2 separate regions of the Homo sapiens genome follow, and region 2 is linked to region 1. A link is a loop called in an ENCODE intact Hi-C map of the cell type or tissue named here. Cell type or tissue: PC-3. All regions are shown on one strand.

Region 1 (8,000 bases):
TCGCTGGTAGATTGGAGTCCATGAAACTTAGAGTCAGAGAAAATTTAAGGGGAGTATATAATTTTCAGACGGACAGGTTTGATTAATTATAAACAATTTCCTTTGAAATCCACTTCCTACTAATGAAGGCTTAGGAAACTGAACAGCAATTTATCTTTACTACTCTCAGTGCTCCTGGTTCTTCTCTGCCGCCATGAATGACTGGCAGATACATGGGCACTTTTCTTCTTACTAACATTTGTGCCAATTCATTGTATAAAGGAACTATGTAGCATCCTGTAGAAACCAATGTGTTCTTTCCTTAATTGGTCCTACACCAGGATGACCTCAGACCCCTGTAGTGTCCAGTCAGTTATCTCTGAGCCCTGTCTATTCACCTGAGAGGACCCCAGTCTTCACTCCAGTCATACTAGACTCCCTCTCCCTTCTACCCATCCAGCCTCCATAAGTCCTGCCCATTGTTCTGGGTACAGCTCCTCTTCAAGGAGACTCTGACATCTCCAGTGAGGCTTCCCTTCTCTTTTATACATTAATGCAGTTTTACAGAGGTCATCATAACTTCCACACAGACCTAGACCTTGTTCAGTGGTTATCTTGATATTTCACAGCACATAGGCCACAGGGGATGTTGAGAGTGACCACATAAATGCTCACTGATTCTGGCGATCATGGTATCTCTGGGACAGAGGTTCTGTGGTGCAGTGGTTAAGAGTACTGGCCCTAAAGCCATGTCATACTGTTCATATCATCATGTTCACATCCAAGATGTGGCCCTCACTAACTTAACAACTCTATTGATGATGAAAATAATGATGGTGTAGGTGAAATCCTGCTCCCTGTACCAAGAGGCCTAGGTGTTGGGGGTCATGGGTAATGACTAGTCCCTGAGGTGCTGTGTCATTCAGGCAGAAACACAGGTTGTTGACATAGAAAAACTGAAGTAAGGGGTAGGGTATTAAAACTTTTAGAAATACTATATTCCAGGTATTATACATTTTTTATCTCCCTTGATCCTACCATTTTTATTACCATGACTCATATCAAGTGTTACGAGAAGTGACTTTCCCCAGAGAAAAAATACTGTGAATTACTTTTCAGGGACTCAAGCCCTGGAAATACTAAACATCCCAATATTTTTCTATCCCATCATGTGGACTTTCAATAGACTTTCAATGTCCTCACGTATATTGTTTGTATTTGCTCTTAAATAGCGAACTATACTACATTTTAAAATTAAAAAAACTATAAAATTTGAAATGTCTTATGTATAGAGATATATGTATATATACATATGGCTTTATATACATATAACTACATATCAATGTCTTTGGTATAGCTTTCTCCATATATAGCATACACAAGTTGTGCATAAATAGAATATAAATTATTTATAAGTGCATATATATATGCACACATATATACATACATACATACACACAAAAAAGGTGTAGGAAAATATTTATGATCTATATTGAAGACATGGGGTTAGTATGCTTGGCATACAAAGATCTCTTAACAAATAGAGAAATTGGCAAATAATAACAGAATGCACAAAGAACTATGTAAATATACAATAAATATTTGAAAATATGCTCAACCAAATGAAATGGCAAATAAAAATCCAGAGATATCATAATAAGGAAAAGAGGTAAGGTAATATATTACTCAGAGGGTAATCACGATTTTGCAAAGAAATGTATTTTACATGTTTATACATTGGAGTGTTTTGATATCTGAGAATACATTACAGAAAGAGAAACAATCTGAAGAATATGCACCAAGTGATTAATAGTGAATGGATAATTAAGTACCTAAAATTGCTACTAACAATTGCTAACATGTGTTGGATCTTTCAGCTCTCAAGCAATGCCGTGAGGTGTACTTAGAGAAAGCATTAAGTCACTTTTCTTTTTGGTAGAATGTAAGATTAGAAGTATGAGTATTCCTTTAACAATAAAAATCAACTTGAATCTCCAATGGGCTTTCTGGCTAAAAGTTGAAGGCCAAGTAAAAATCTTGGAGCAAGGGCATTTTTTTTTCTCCTTGCTTCAACTTACTGTTCATAGCGCCTGCCACCCAAAAAAGAGAAATGAAGCCTGGCGCTAATAATATACTTAGGTTATTCTCTGATATCCTCATTTTTTAAGGTGTATATAAGATACCTTTTCTGCTTTGGATCTTTCAAATGTCTGAAATGTTCCTAAGATAATTACATAAGTCATAAAACAGCAGTTATTATGAAAATGAATGATGATTTTAAAATTTTATCAGTTGATAGACATACTTTAGCAGTAAGATCATTACTCAAGGGGAACTACAAACCACTGCTCAAGGAAATCAAAGAGGAAACAAGCAGATAGAAAAACATTCCATGCTCATGGATAGGAAGAATCAATATCGTGAAAATGGCCATACTGCCCAAAGTAATTTATAGATTCAATGCTATTCCCATCAAACTACCATTGACATTTCTCACCGAATTAGAAGAAACTATTTTAAAATTCACGCAGAGCCAAAAAAGAGCTCGTATAGCCAAGACAATCCTAAGTAAAAAGAACAAAGCTGGAGGCATCACACTACCTGACTTCAAACTATACTACAAGGCTACAGTAACCTTGTAGAACAGCATGGTTCTGGTACAAAAACAGACACATAGACCAGTCGAACAGAATAGAGAACTCAGAAATAAGACTGCACATATACAGCTATTTGATCTTCGACAAACCTGACAAAAACAAGCAATGGGGAAAGGATTACCTATTTAATAAATGGTGCTGGGAAAACTGGCTAGCCATATGTAGAAAACTGAAACTTGACCCCTTGCTTACACCTTATACAAAATTTAACTCAAGATGGATTAAAGACTTAAATGTCAAACTCAAAACTATAAAAACCCTGGAAGAAAATTTAGGCAATACCATTCAGGACACAGGCACAGGCAAATTGCCAAAAGCAATTGCAACAAAAGCAAAATTTGACAAATGGGATCTAATTAAACTAAAGAGCTTCTGCACAGAAAAAGAAACTATCATCCGAGTGAACAGGTAACCTACAGAAGAGAAAATTTTTGCAGTCTATCTATCTGACAAAGGTCTAATATCCAGAATCTACAAGGAACTTACATTTACGAGAAAAAAACAAACAACCCCATTAAAAAGTGGGCAAAGGACATGAACAGACACTTCTCAAAAGAAGACATTTATGTGGCCAACAAACACATGGAAAAAAGCTCAACATCACTGATCATTAGAGAAATGCAAATCAAAATCACAATGAGATACCATCTCACACCAGTCATAACGGCAATTAATACAAAGTTAAGAAACAAGAGATGCTGGCAAAGTTGCAGAGAAATGGGAACGCTTTTACATTGGTGGGAATGTAAATTAGTTCAACCATTGTGGAAGACGGTGTGGCAATTCCTCAAATATCTAGAACCAGAAATACCATTTGACCCAGCAATCCCATTACTGGGTATATACCCAAAGGAATATAAATCATTCTATTACAAAGATACACGCACACGTATATTCATTGCCGCACTATTCACAATAGCAAAGACGTGGCATCAACCCAAATGCCCATCAGTGATAACATTAAGAAAATGTGGTGCATATACACCATGAAATACCATGCAGCCATAATAAAGAATGAGATCATGTCCTTTGTAGGGACATGGATCGAGCTGGAAGCCATTATCCTCAGCAAACTAATGCAGCAACAGAAAACAAATACTGCATGTTCTCCCTTATAAGTGGAAGCTGAACAATGAGAACACATGTACACAGGGAGGGGAAAAACACGCACTGGGACCTGTCAGGGGTTGTGGGGGGCGGTGAGGGAAAGCCTTAGGAAAAATAGCTAATGCATGCCAGGCTTAATACCTAGGTCATAGGTTGATTGGTGCAGCAAGCCACCACGGCACACGTTTGCCTATTTAACAAACACGCACATCCTGCACATGTATCCTAGAACTTAAAAAAAAAAAAAAGAAAATGAAAATTAAGGGCTGGGAGGGAGGACTCGAAGGAACACAAAGTTTGTGGAATCGATTAGTATGTATCCTCCTATCTCAGTCTTGACTCTCTTTGCTGACTTTCCTACCCTGGGCCCCACCCCGAGACCGCCCATTTCAGTGGGCCTCTGTGTTTGGAGAACGAACTTCGAAAGACTGGAACACTTCCGCCTGTCAGGCCAGAAGAGATTTCCTGACACCACAGCTGGAAACCCATGTGCATTTCAGTTCAGGAAAGAATGGTAGGCTTGGTGGGGGGAGCTCCCGCAAAAGGGGAACTAATACAGAAACACTCTGGTATTTGTCTGCCTCTCTTGTTCCAGCGCCGTTTTCCCTATATCCGGAATTCGTCCCTGCGCATTCCAATACCTGAAGCGGCCACAGGGTACAGGACAGGGAGCCCTCCGACAGAAAAGAGTCGCGGCGCTAAACAAAGCCTGATATCACTCCGCTTCCATAAGCCGGATCCCCATAAACTACGCTCTAGCTCCTCCCACTGCCGTTGTGGGTAACGCGGACGTGGAAGAACCTCGTCTGCGGAGGAAAAGGTAGATGTTAAATGGTAACTACGCGCGAGGTTCTGAGGAGCCCTGGGAACAGGAAGGAGAAAAGAATACCAAAAGTGACAACAGTTTGCCAATCGCAGTCTTTAATCTGATAAAGCGGTTATCTCGTCTTGAGTCCCAGGTGCCGAGTCAATCCCCATACACAGCCGCCGCCATTGCCTCGAGTCCTTGTGTCTGACTGTCTGTTCCTGCTGCTGTATGACACAGCACCTCGAGGCAAGGAAATAAGAAAACTGCCTCTGATCCAAGCAGAGAAGGTCAGTGAGAAGGTGCGCATCGCTTGGGGGTGGATGTGGGTATCAGAGGTGAACACTGGATACGCGACCTGGTCATGGGAGGCGGGCGGTGAGAAGGAGAGAGAGATGGGTAATTGGAATGGCACACAACAATTAAAAAAAAATGATCTACCTTTTGCTAGCTTGATTTCCATACACTCGGTTCACCTCAGACCATGCTTGGGAAGAAAAAGGTTGCAGCTTCTAGCAGGGAAAAGGCAGACTAGATGAGGAAGAGAGGGCTACTTCCACAGGCGAGGACAGTTGTCTGGGGAGCCCTGAGAGGGAGAGAATGTAAAAAGAGGTTGTAAATGTTTGATAATCAAGGCTCTGGATTTGAAAAGGGTCTCATGTCTTGGTTACTGGTCTGACCATTAATAACCACGTCTCTCTCTCTGTCTTTTCATTTGTTCTTTGGGTGTGTATCACGCGTTTTTATGTGTAAATCTGTTCCTAAGTTTGCAGCACTCCATGTTTCTGTAAAGATCTGTAGGGGACAGCAGACCTCAAGGGGAGAGGAGAAGGAAAAGAAAATTGGCCTGGTTTGTACAGAGTGGGCAGTACTTGGGAGGCAGTACTTGGAGGTGGTAGATGGCTAAGATTAGAGTAGGCAGGAGTGTAAGGGAGCCTCCAGAACTCTCTGCCAGCTTTCCTAACATGTCCTCCCTTACCCGCATTATGTTGCAGAAAATGATAGGCTTTGGGAGAGAGGAAGGAAACATAGGAACCCAGATGAAATATGGAAATAAATACTTTTCATTTTTTCCCCAGCCTCCGTGGTTTGTCTAGGCATTTCGTCCCTACTAACACCACTACTACTACCTTGTAGGGATGTTTGAGTTGTCTCTGTATAGGAATTGTCAGACTTTGAGAATAGAGCAGAGGGGCTTGGAGATTTAGGAGTGGGAGAAAAAGGGGAGATAGAAAATGTTTGCCAAACAGGTACTTATATCCAGAAAGAAACTGTGCCCTAGGTGCTGGTCTCTACCAAAAACAGCCTCAACTGTCTCCTGTGTCTTCATTTATTGGTCTCTGTTTTTGTGAATCCCTGTAGGTAGATCTGTCCCCAGGTCTGTGGAACTGTCAGTTGTGAAGTTTTGTAAAATGGTCACCCAACTTAAAACTAGGAAATTACGAAGAAGAGAAAATTGCCCTGTATCTGTTAAGGTTGGTGTAAAGGTACAGGGACAGGGGGGCAACTTCGACTAGAGAATTCCATCTCTTCTGTTTTGTCATTTTACCAATTATTCCCATCTGCCCCACCCCCTGCTGCTGCTGATTTAGTTGGGAGTCTTGGTAAGTTGTGGGGGTACAGAATGCTAAGCTGCCTTTCCCACTCTCCACTGCTTGTCCTGCTCTCACGCTTGAACCTAGTCTAATCTGAACGAGGGACATTCTAGGGCAATCACTGAAGAGGAAGATGGTGGGCAATAGGAAGGAGGAGGAGGAGTAGCCCTGAAACAAAGCAGTGGGGGAGAGGGGATAGGAGGAGGGAAACACTAGACAAAATCTGGAAAGGCAAGAATAAGGGCAAGGGACCAAGGTCTGTCACCAGGAGATCAGTTTCCACATTCTCCTGTTTGTTTATTTGTCCATAGGTCTGCCTGTAGATCTGCTGTAGGGCTTGTCACCATTGGAAGCAAGGTAAGGAGGAGAAAGTTACTCCAGATCAGTGCAGGTTGGTATGAGTGTGGGGATTGCCTGGGTAGACCTGTAGGATGGAGTAGTGGAGAGCTGCTTGGCTCCAGCAGGGGTCAAGAACCACTAAAGGGATTCCTCAGCTTCTCATCCAGTTTTCCTACTCCTTATGCTCCTGTTTGGTGACTGGAAAGAAGGCTGATGGCACTTGGAAGTGTAGGGAGTGGGTGAAATGAAGGGAGAGAGAGTTTGCTAATTATCTACCTCTCTCACCTAGCACTGAATCACCATATTCTCCTGTCTCCCTGTGCTGATCAGCATGAGGAGAAAAAAGTTGGAAGAGACTCAAAGCCCCATTTCCTTCCTCCACCCCTAGGTCCTACTTCAGTGGCAGATCTGGTGGCCTTGGAGTGGCTGAAGACCACCACCCTCCACAGGGCTGGGCCCATGCACAGCCATCCTTCCCTACCTTGAGTGAGCTTCCTCTGCATGTTTTCTATATCACTGGCAGAGCCTGTAGTTGGAAAGGGGACAGAGTGACTACTGGACTTTGTGTGAAAACACCAACCGGGACAAAACTTCAGTCAAGGCTGAGACGGGTGGGGGTATATAACTTGTCCTTACGTTAAACTTGGAACATGGTTGACTCTGGGACAGAAGCAAGGGCTAGAGGAAAGGCTGAGGCTGGCCTGCAAGATGGAATCAGTGGTCCTGCCACTGCTAGAGTGAATGGTAAAACCCAGGCCGAGGCAGTGGCTGAGGCAGAACTGAAAACAGAATCAGTGACCCAGGCCAAAGCTGGTGATGGAGCAATGACCAGGACACATACAGTGACCTACAGGGAGGCTATGGCTGTGACAAGGGAAGTGATCAAGGTGGAAGATACAACTAAGACTAGAGTCATGGTTGAGACTAAGACAAAACCCCTGGCAGAACGCAGTATAGTGCCACAAACCAAGTCAAAGGCCATGCCTATGTCTAGGGTCAGTACTGTAACCAAGTCTGAAGTCAAGGTTGTTGCTGTCATTGAGGCAAATATTAGGTCCTATGCCAAGTCACATGATAAGGCCAATACTGGGTCCAGACCTGACAGAAGGGAAGAGACCAGCATTGGGATGAAATCCAGTGATGAGGATGAAGAAAATATATGCTCCTGGTTCTGGACTGGAGAAGAGCCTAGTGTAGGGTCCTGGTTCTGGCCTGAAGAAGAGACCTCTCTTCAAGTTTATAAGCCCCTACCTAAGATCCAGGAAAAGCCCAAGCCCACACACAAACCCACACTTACTATAAAACAAAAGGTAATAGCATGGTCAAGGGCCAGGTATATTGTCCTAGTTCCAGTTGAAGGAGGGGAGCAATCCTTGCCTCCAGAAGGAAACTGGACCCTGGTTGAGACCTTGATTGAAACTCCTCTGGGGATTCGACCTTTGACCAAGATCCCACCTTATCATGGGCCTTATTACCAGACCTTAGCTGAGATCAAAAAACAGATTAGGCAAAGGGAAA
Region 2 (8,000 bases), 270 kb after region 1:
TTAATACTATATACCCTATAATTGTTAGCATATTTTATTATTATTCATTTTAACTATCAAAAGGGTGAATAATAGGAGTAGGAATACATGGCCAGGTATTATGTTTCATGAACCTATAATGAATTAACTGTTGGACAGTGTTTGATATATAGATTAAAGGAAGTCTATAGAAATCTCATGAGCAGACCCAAACATATCATATTATTCAATATGTTACCTGTATGCCATTTCCAATCAGATGCATTGTTTAAGAATTGAGGCTGGATCAACTGGTAAAGGGTTAATTGGGAAGCAAATTTGGGGCAAGGCACGGTGGCTCCTCCCTGTGATCACAGAACTTTGGGAGGCCGAGGTGGGAGGATTCCTTGAGCCTGGGAGTTCAAGATGAGCCTGAACAACATAGTGAGATCCCATCTCTACAAAAAATTTTTAAAAATTAGGCAGGAGTGATGGCACATGGCTGTAGTCCCAGCTACTGAGGATGCTGAGGTGGGAGGACTGCTTGAGCCCAGGAAGTCAAGTCTGCAGTAAGCTGTGATCACACCACTGTACTACAGCCTGGGTGATAGAGCAAGAACCTTAAAAAAAAAAAAAAAGCAAAGTTGTATCATATCTTTTACCTTGTAATTTAACCAGAATGCCTCATCCACATGTTAGTACTTAAGGTAAAAGGAAAACTAAAATAACAAAAAATACAGGGTACTAAACTATACATATGGTATTTTAATTATTATATGAGTTGTATATGTAATGCATGTACAGTGTGCATGTGCATACACGTATACACAAAATAAATCCCAAAGAACATAGCCCAATGTTAATTTCAACCATGATAGGATTAATTTTTTTTTTTTTGACACAGAGTCTTGCTGTGTTACGCAGGCTGGAGTGCAGTGGCGTGATCTCGGATCACAGCAGCTTCTGCCTCCCGGGTTCAGTTGATTCTCCTGCCTCAGCCTCCCGAGTAGATGGGATTACAGGTGTGAGACACCTGACATCCTGAGTAGCTGGGACTACAGCCGTGTGCCACCACTTCTGCCTAATTTTTAATTTTTTTTTTGGTAGAGATGGAACCTCACTATGTTGTTCAGGCTCATCTTGAACTCCTGGGCTCAAGGAATCCTCCCTCCTCGGCCTCCCAAAATTCTGTGATCACAGGCAGGAGCCACCGTGCCTTGCCCCAGATTTGCTTCCCACTGAACCCTTTACCAGTTGATCAGCCTCAGTTCTTAAACAATGCATCTGATTGGAAATGGCATACATGTAACATATTGACCACTCAGCTAATTTTTTTTTTTTTTTTGTATTTTTAGTACAGACGGGTTTTGCTGTATTGGCCAGGCTGGTGGTCTCGAACTCCTGGCTTCAAGTGATCCACCTGCCTTGGCCTCCCTAAGTGCTGGGATTACAGGCGTGAGCCACTGCGCCCAGTTTATGATGGGACTGGTATTTTTAACTTCACTACTTGGCCCAATATTAAGCCTTTGCTGAGTATGGATTATACTTATGAAAAAAACACTATATCCCTTAAAACCCCTGCTACTTATGAAATATTTCAGATAAAAAGTATAGAGAACTATAAAATTAATCCAAGTTAAGAAAAACTTTACTCCTCCATGACCCTTTCTTCACTCCTAGAAATAATCAATATCCAGAATGCGGTATTTATTCCACTTTTTTTTTTATTACTTTACTACATATGAGAGCGTCCCTAGACAAAATATAGTATTCTTTTGCATATTTGTCTTCATACAACCACACACACACATTAATACTATAGGTGTTCTTGTCCTCCAACTAGCTAATTTAACATTATATGTCTATATGTACACACACACACACAAACTTGATTCTTATACTCAAGAGAGCATTGTGAGGAGTTCAAGAGGAAACCCTCCTCCAGATCCCAGCACAGTTTTTGACACATTATTCACAGCACCAATGTTTGCTTCCTTCTCATCCCAACTGTGCTGAGATGTTATTTCTTTACATATTCACTTCTAATTTTACCATTAAGTATTCTTTTTGTCTGCATTCTTTTAGTTTACATTGTGGTTCTTTATCAGGCTTTCTGAATTGAATGTTTAACTCATTTTCATTTTTATTGATATAGGTATTTAATGCTTTAAAATAGCCTCTGATAGCAACTCTAGCTAAATTCGTACATCCTCTGTTTTCATTATGATTATATGCACCAAATTCTGCAACTTTAATCTATTTCCATTTGGGTGCAAGTTTTGTTTAATAGCCTCAGATAGAGTCAATTTTCATGAATGATCCATGTTTATATGAAAAGTAGGTGTGTTGCCTAATATTAGGCTTCACAATTTAGAATAAGTGTATCTGTAAGATCTACCCTTGGAATTATGTTGCTTAAGTCTTCTCTACAGTTGTTAAATTTTTCTCCACCTGAACGTTTTTGGATTATAGGAAATGTGGTAGAATTTCTATTATTAAATGGTGTGCTTCTTCCTACTTCTCTTTGCACTACTGTAGTTTTTGCTCTATCAATATTTTTACCACATGACTGCATATATGAGTAGCTCCCATCTTCCTTGTGAATTGTAGCCTTTGACTTTATCAACTGTGTTTTTTTGTCTCTTTAAATCCATTTTGGTCTCAGTTTTTTTCTTTTAATTATCAAGATTGTAACCCTTACTTTCTTTATATTGTCAACTGCCTAGTATATATTTATCCTTACATTTTTAACCTATATGAATACGTTTGTTTTACGTGTATCACTTGGAAAAGCACAGCTTTGGATTTTTCTTCAATAGGCAATCTGAAATACTTTTAATAGATGAGTTAAGCCAATTTATTGTTATTGATATGATTGATGTCTTTGCTCATTTGTGTTCAATTCTGTTGTATTGCTTTTAAACACAGAAATTGTATAGTCTTTCACTAGTTCATATGTTTATTTGCTATCTATATTTAGTATTTCGAATGGTTAATACATAATATCCTTGATATGGAAGAAGTCTTAATAATGAGTAGAGAAATCATCAAAAGATATGAACAGATAATTCACATAAAATGCAATATACATAGTCACTAAACTTTCAAAAATATACCAAATTACAATAATTCTGCCTGCCACGGGCTGCCAGTGTGCACCAGAGGTATCTCATGTTTCATCTTATGGATGCCCCAGAGTAGAGGATTTTACTGTCTTCTTTTACACTTATCAATTTTATTCTGACAGAATTAGAGTCATTCTATATGTAAATTCATACCCTGGGTTTTAAGTGAGGTATTTTTTTTTTGCTCCATGCAAACACGTCTGTGGAGAAGTTTGACAATGGTGGTACGGTGGTGCCCCCTCGTGACTGAAGCCTGAACTGCATGCAGCTTGAACATCACAGTAGGAAAGTGGGAGGGAGGAGTTGTGGCCCAAGCCCCGCCCTACAGAGTTTTCTAGAAGTCTGAGTGGAAAATTGGGCATTCCCAGTGTGTAGGAATACTGACAGCCTCCATTAAAAAAATGGAGCCTTTTACTATGTGGAAGAGAAAACTATGTCAGAATAATAAATATATATTTTAAATGCTTTGAGACATATGGATAAATAGCTGGAGACCTGGGTAAGCTAAAATGGATGCAGATCTTTTATTATCTTTGTAACCCAAGTTTGCCCTTATTATAACCATCTTTTCATGGAAATATACGTCTGTGATAACATCTTAAAATACTTAAACACAAAATCTCACTTTTTTTTTTTGGACTATGTATTTCATTGTGTGGATACCCTCAAATTTATTTCACTAGTATTATAGCAATGAAAATTTAGTTCCCTTACCATTTCTATGACCGAAAATAATGTACTTAACGCCATGCTCGTGTATATGCAAATATGTTTGTAAGCATTTATTTATAGTAAGTTCCTAAAAGTTTCATTTTAAAACCCTTTGAACTATAACATTTTATATTAATAATCAATTCAAAATACTATTACTAATTTATATTGCCTATATCACAGTATGAAAGTACCTAGTTCTCCACACATTAGAAATAATGAGAATCATTAATTTGGTACACAAGAAGTCATCTCTCATCATTACTTTCATTATAACTCGTTTTTGTTGCCTTCTGGAATTCCATCCTATGGATGTAACATAATCAATTTTCACAACTTCTTGTTATTCAGACTGTCCTGATATTTCCTATTATCTACACTGTGTGGATGGCATCTTTTCAGAGTCTGTGCACTGCTGAAGGGCACAGTTACAGGCACAATTCCTGTGGCTATTTGCGCTAGTGAGTTGAATGTGTCTTCCTTGAGTCCAGCAAGCTGTCTTAGGAGAAATATAACACAACATGATAAATGTCTCAGTTTGTGTGAGTGAGTGTGTGTGTGTGTGTGTGTGTGTGTGTATGCTGACAACCACATTTCCCTCTGCCCTTTTGTGGGTTTGTGTCTCATTTGGTTTCTCTTCCCAAATTCAGGCTCAGAAGTGACAAAAGAGAATTATCAGGATGGCAGTCCTTATAACCAGATGCTTATCAACATTCTTCACTACATTCTGAAGATGAATTTCTACAAGGGAAATTGTTTATGTAAGTGGTGTGTACCCTTTGATATGTATTGACATAGTGGCACACATAGAGTTGTGCCATTTAAACTCCCCAAGGGGAGGCATGTGAGGTCGGCCACAGAGGACTGAAGAAATTAGTTAATGCTGACATCCTATCACATAGGGTGGGTCCTGGACTCCGTCATGGACCTGCTGTCATGCCATTGCCACAATTGGAAGACGTGGAAGTGATCAGATGCAATCAAATTTTGTACACAAGCACATCCTGATGTAGCGATGAGGGAAAGGGGGAAGAGGAATGATCATTGCTTGGACTTACAGGACAGAGGCAGAAGGGCTAGGACACAGGCACTCTTTATACGCATTCTTTTTTTTTTTTTTTTTTTGAGACGGAGTATCGCCTGTTGCCAGGCTGGAATGCAATGGTGTGATCTCAGCTCACTGCAACCTCCGCCTCCTGGGTTCAAGCGATTCTCCTGCCTCAGCCTCCTGAGTAGCTAGGACTGTAGGCACGCACCACCACGCCCAGCTAATTTTTTGTATTTTTAGTATAGTCGAGGTTTCACCATGTTGGCCAGGATGGTCTCCATCTCTTGAGCTCGTAATCCGCCTGCCTCGGCCTTCTACAGTGCTGGGATTACAGGCGTCAGCCACCACACCCGGCCCTATATGCATTCATTTTTATGTAAAACATATGCATCAATTCTTTTGTATGAAAACGTTTGGTCATTACTGTGGTACAACAGAAGACCAGGTCAGTACCATATTTTTTTTTCATATGTACACGGATTTTTATTTTGTTTTAGACATTGTCTTACACACAATAGACATTCAGTATTTGTTGAAATTAATGAAAGAAAAGAGAAACATGAAAACGGTCTGAGAAGACAATAATCTGCTTTTTAATTTATAGACAGCAATTAGGTCAAACAATTATAGCAATGATGACAAAGAACAATATCTGAGGTACACTCAAAACCTTATGAGGGTTATTTGCCAGTTTTCCTGGCTATTTCTACACCCTTTGATCTCTAGTGAATGTTTCTACTTACAACTACATATTTTGTAAGTTTTGCCTACTGTATTTCAATCAACACTGTAAAAAATGAAGAGAGTCTTTTTGGTTCAAATTTGGTTTTTAGTTAATTATGTGATGTGTATATGATTTTTTGTTACCTTTTCTGTATAGATATCAGGAGAATCGAAAATATGTTGATGGTGGAATTGTGGTATGACATTTTTACTGACTACTACTCTGCAAAAGTTTTATCTATGAGCTCTATGGGTTGTTCCTGGCTTTTGAAAATTTACTTTAAGGAAGTGTTTTTGGAAATGGATTATAAGTATACAAGTATGCAATCTTATGTATTTGCAACTGTCTAAGATGTTATGATACTTTCCTCCCTGCAATCTGGCATTCATCCATTCAAGACATTTTAATTGAACTCTTACAATGTTCTTAATACTATGATAAGCCCTGAAGGTAAACTGTGACTAAAAATGTTGCAGGATAAAATACAGGATTCCTAGTTAAATTTGAATTTTAGATAAACAACATTCTTATACTAAAAATTATTCCATGTTTATCTGAAATTCAAATTTAGCTGAGTGTCCTGTAACTTTTTATTTTATTTGTTTACTTGTTTGTCTGTGATAAATATGGCAGCCCTAGTAAAAATAAATATAGCCCCTGATTTATTCTAATTTACTCTTTGGTTGGCAAGGAAGGCACTAATCAAATAAACCTGCAGATAAATGAAAAATTGCAACTGAGATAAGTATGAACAAGAATAAATTCAAAGCTGAAGAAGAAGAAAATAATTGGAAGAGAAACCTTGTCAGAAAGGGGACTTCGAAGCTCTATGGAAGTGTCAATGGACCCACAATACAGTGGGGAAGGAAAGAGATGCTCTGGCACTCTTTCTTTTAAATGACAGTTTTATATTCAACTTTAATGGTACAAGCAGTAGAAAGCCTGGCTGCTCACAGAGATGCAGAAAACACTCAAAGCCTTGTTTCAGGACCCACCCACTATCTTTCCCATTTGGCATCTGACTCATAATGAAGCCAGAGGCTGCAAGTTTTAGACGTATGCAAAGGTGGTACATTTCAATATTCAATTCCAATTAATATGGATATTTTCTGGGGTCAGAGAAGGAAAGGTTATTTGTCCCATCAGGCCACTGGCCTTTGCTCCTACCAGAAGTGAGAGGAACCATGCCTGTTTTTAAATAACAGGGAAGACTTTTTCAGCACAGGCTGGTGGGAAAGACACAAATCTATCTAGTCACCTGGGAGCTGTCAGACAGGAATGTTGCAAGTGACTACACCTTGCAGTGCCTCTGGCAGGATTAGGACTCTCAAACTTTCCCAATAGCCCAGCTTGTGATTCCTTCTTGCTTTCCAAGTTGCCATATGCATGCAATATTTAAAAATGGTCTTGGACAGTTTGTATTAATTACTCAGAATTTGAATATGCTCATTGTTTATCATCATTATAATAACAGTCCTACCTCAGGTTTATATGTTTATTCCCATATATTTGGGTTCCTTTAATTATCTTATGTATTTTTATGATGTCTGCAAAATAAAAGGGGAATGAGTGTTATTATACCAATTTTTATGGATGCGGGAACCTGAGCATAGCCTCTCTAAATAAGTTGCTAAAGTCATTTTTCTGATACAATCCACAACCAGATTGACTGCTTACCTAGACTCTTAGCTTTGTCTGGAGCTGTATCAAGCTAGTTAGAAGTGCAAAGTCTAAATTTATTGACTGAAAAAAAAAATCTCGAAAAGATAGTACTAAATATAAATAAATAAGTCACAAAATATGCAGCCAATTAGATTAAACTCATCAAAAATAAACTGACACCTGCTTTTTTTTTGCTTCCATTTGCTTGGTAAATATTCCTCCTTCCCTTTATGTCAAGCCTATGTGTGCCTTTGCACGTGAGATGGGTCTCCTGAATACAGCACACCAATGGGTCTTGACTCTTTATCCAATTTTCCAGTCTGTGTCTTTTCATTGAGGCATTTAGCCTGTTTACATTTAAGGTTAATATTGTTATGTGTGAATTTGATCCTGTCATTATGATGTTAGCTGGTTATTTTGCCCATTAGTTGATGCAGTTTCTTCCTAGCATCGATGGTCTTTACAATTTGGCATGTTTTTGCAGTGACTGGTTCTGGTTGTTCCTTTCCATGTTTAGCGCGTCCTTCAGGAGCTCTTGTAGGGCAGGCCTGGTGGTGACAAAATCTCTCAGCATTTGCTTGTCTGTAAAGTATTTTATTTCTCCCACACTTATGAAGCTTAGTTTGGCTGGATATGACATTCTGTGTTGAAAATTCTTTTCTTTAAGAATGTTGAATATTGGCCCCCACTCTCTTCTGGCTTGTAGAGTTTCTGCCAAGGGGTCAGCTGTTAGTCTGATGGGCTTCCCTTTGTGGGTAACCTGACCTTTCTC

Evidence for each region. Hi-C counts contacts between places; a loop is a spot of excess contacts. Peaks named below come from ENCODE experiments on the same cell type or tissue, not always from the same donor. Only the 100,000 strongest peaks of a DNase experiment are listed, where the experiment ranks them.
Region 2: a loop joins it to region 1, with 4 times the contacts of the local background. A loop is called at or near these places in 6 of 110 quality-filtered maps.

The regions. Positions count from the first base shown.
Region 1 is chrX:102,595,010-102,603,009 of GRCh38, forward strand. It overlaps ARMCX5 (armadillo repeat containing X-linked 5), which reads left to right and starts at 4,506. Exons shown (of 4, transcript NM_001168478.2): 1 at 4,506-4,838; 2 at 5,911-6,023; 3 at 6,455-6,500; 4 at 6,871-8,000. The coding sequence starts at 7,133. ARMCX5-GPRASP2 (ARMCX5-GPRASP2 readthrough) reads left to right here and starts at 4,506. Exons shown (of 19, transcript NR_146584.3): 1 at 4,506-4,838; 2 at 6,455-6,500; 3 at 6,871-6,968. RefSeq lists enhancers at 4,552-5,323, 4,756-4,805. In PC-3, no CTCF peak of the experiment used is centred here; a DNase peak (open chromatin) is centred at 4,472; H3K4me3 peaks cover 2,859 bases; H3K27ac peaks cover 1,202 bases.
Region 2 is chrX:102,860,598-102,868,597 of GRCh38, forward strand. ARMCX5-GPRASP2 (ARMCX5-GPRASP2 readthrough) reads left to right here. Exons shown (of 19, transcript NR_146584.3): 13 at 4,445-4,555. It overlaps LINC00630 (long intergenic non-protein coding RNA 630), which reads left to right. Exons shown (of 12, transcript NR_146589.1): 4 at 4,445-4,555. Among named protein-coding and RNA genes, the nearest start is that of RAB40AL, 73 kb to the right of the region's middle. In PC-3, a CTCF peak has its summit at 3,323 (motif pointing left); a DNase peak (open chromatin) is centred at 3,334.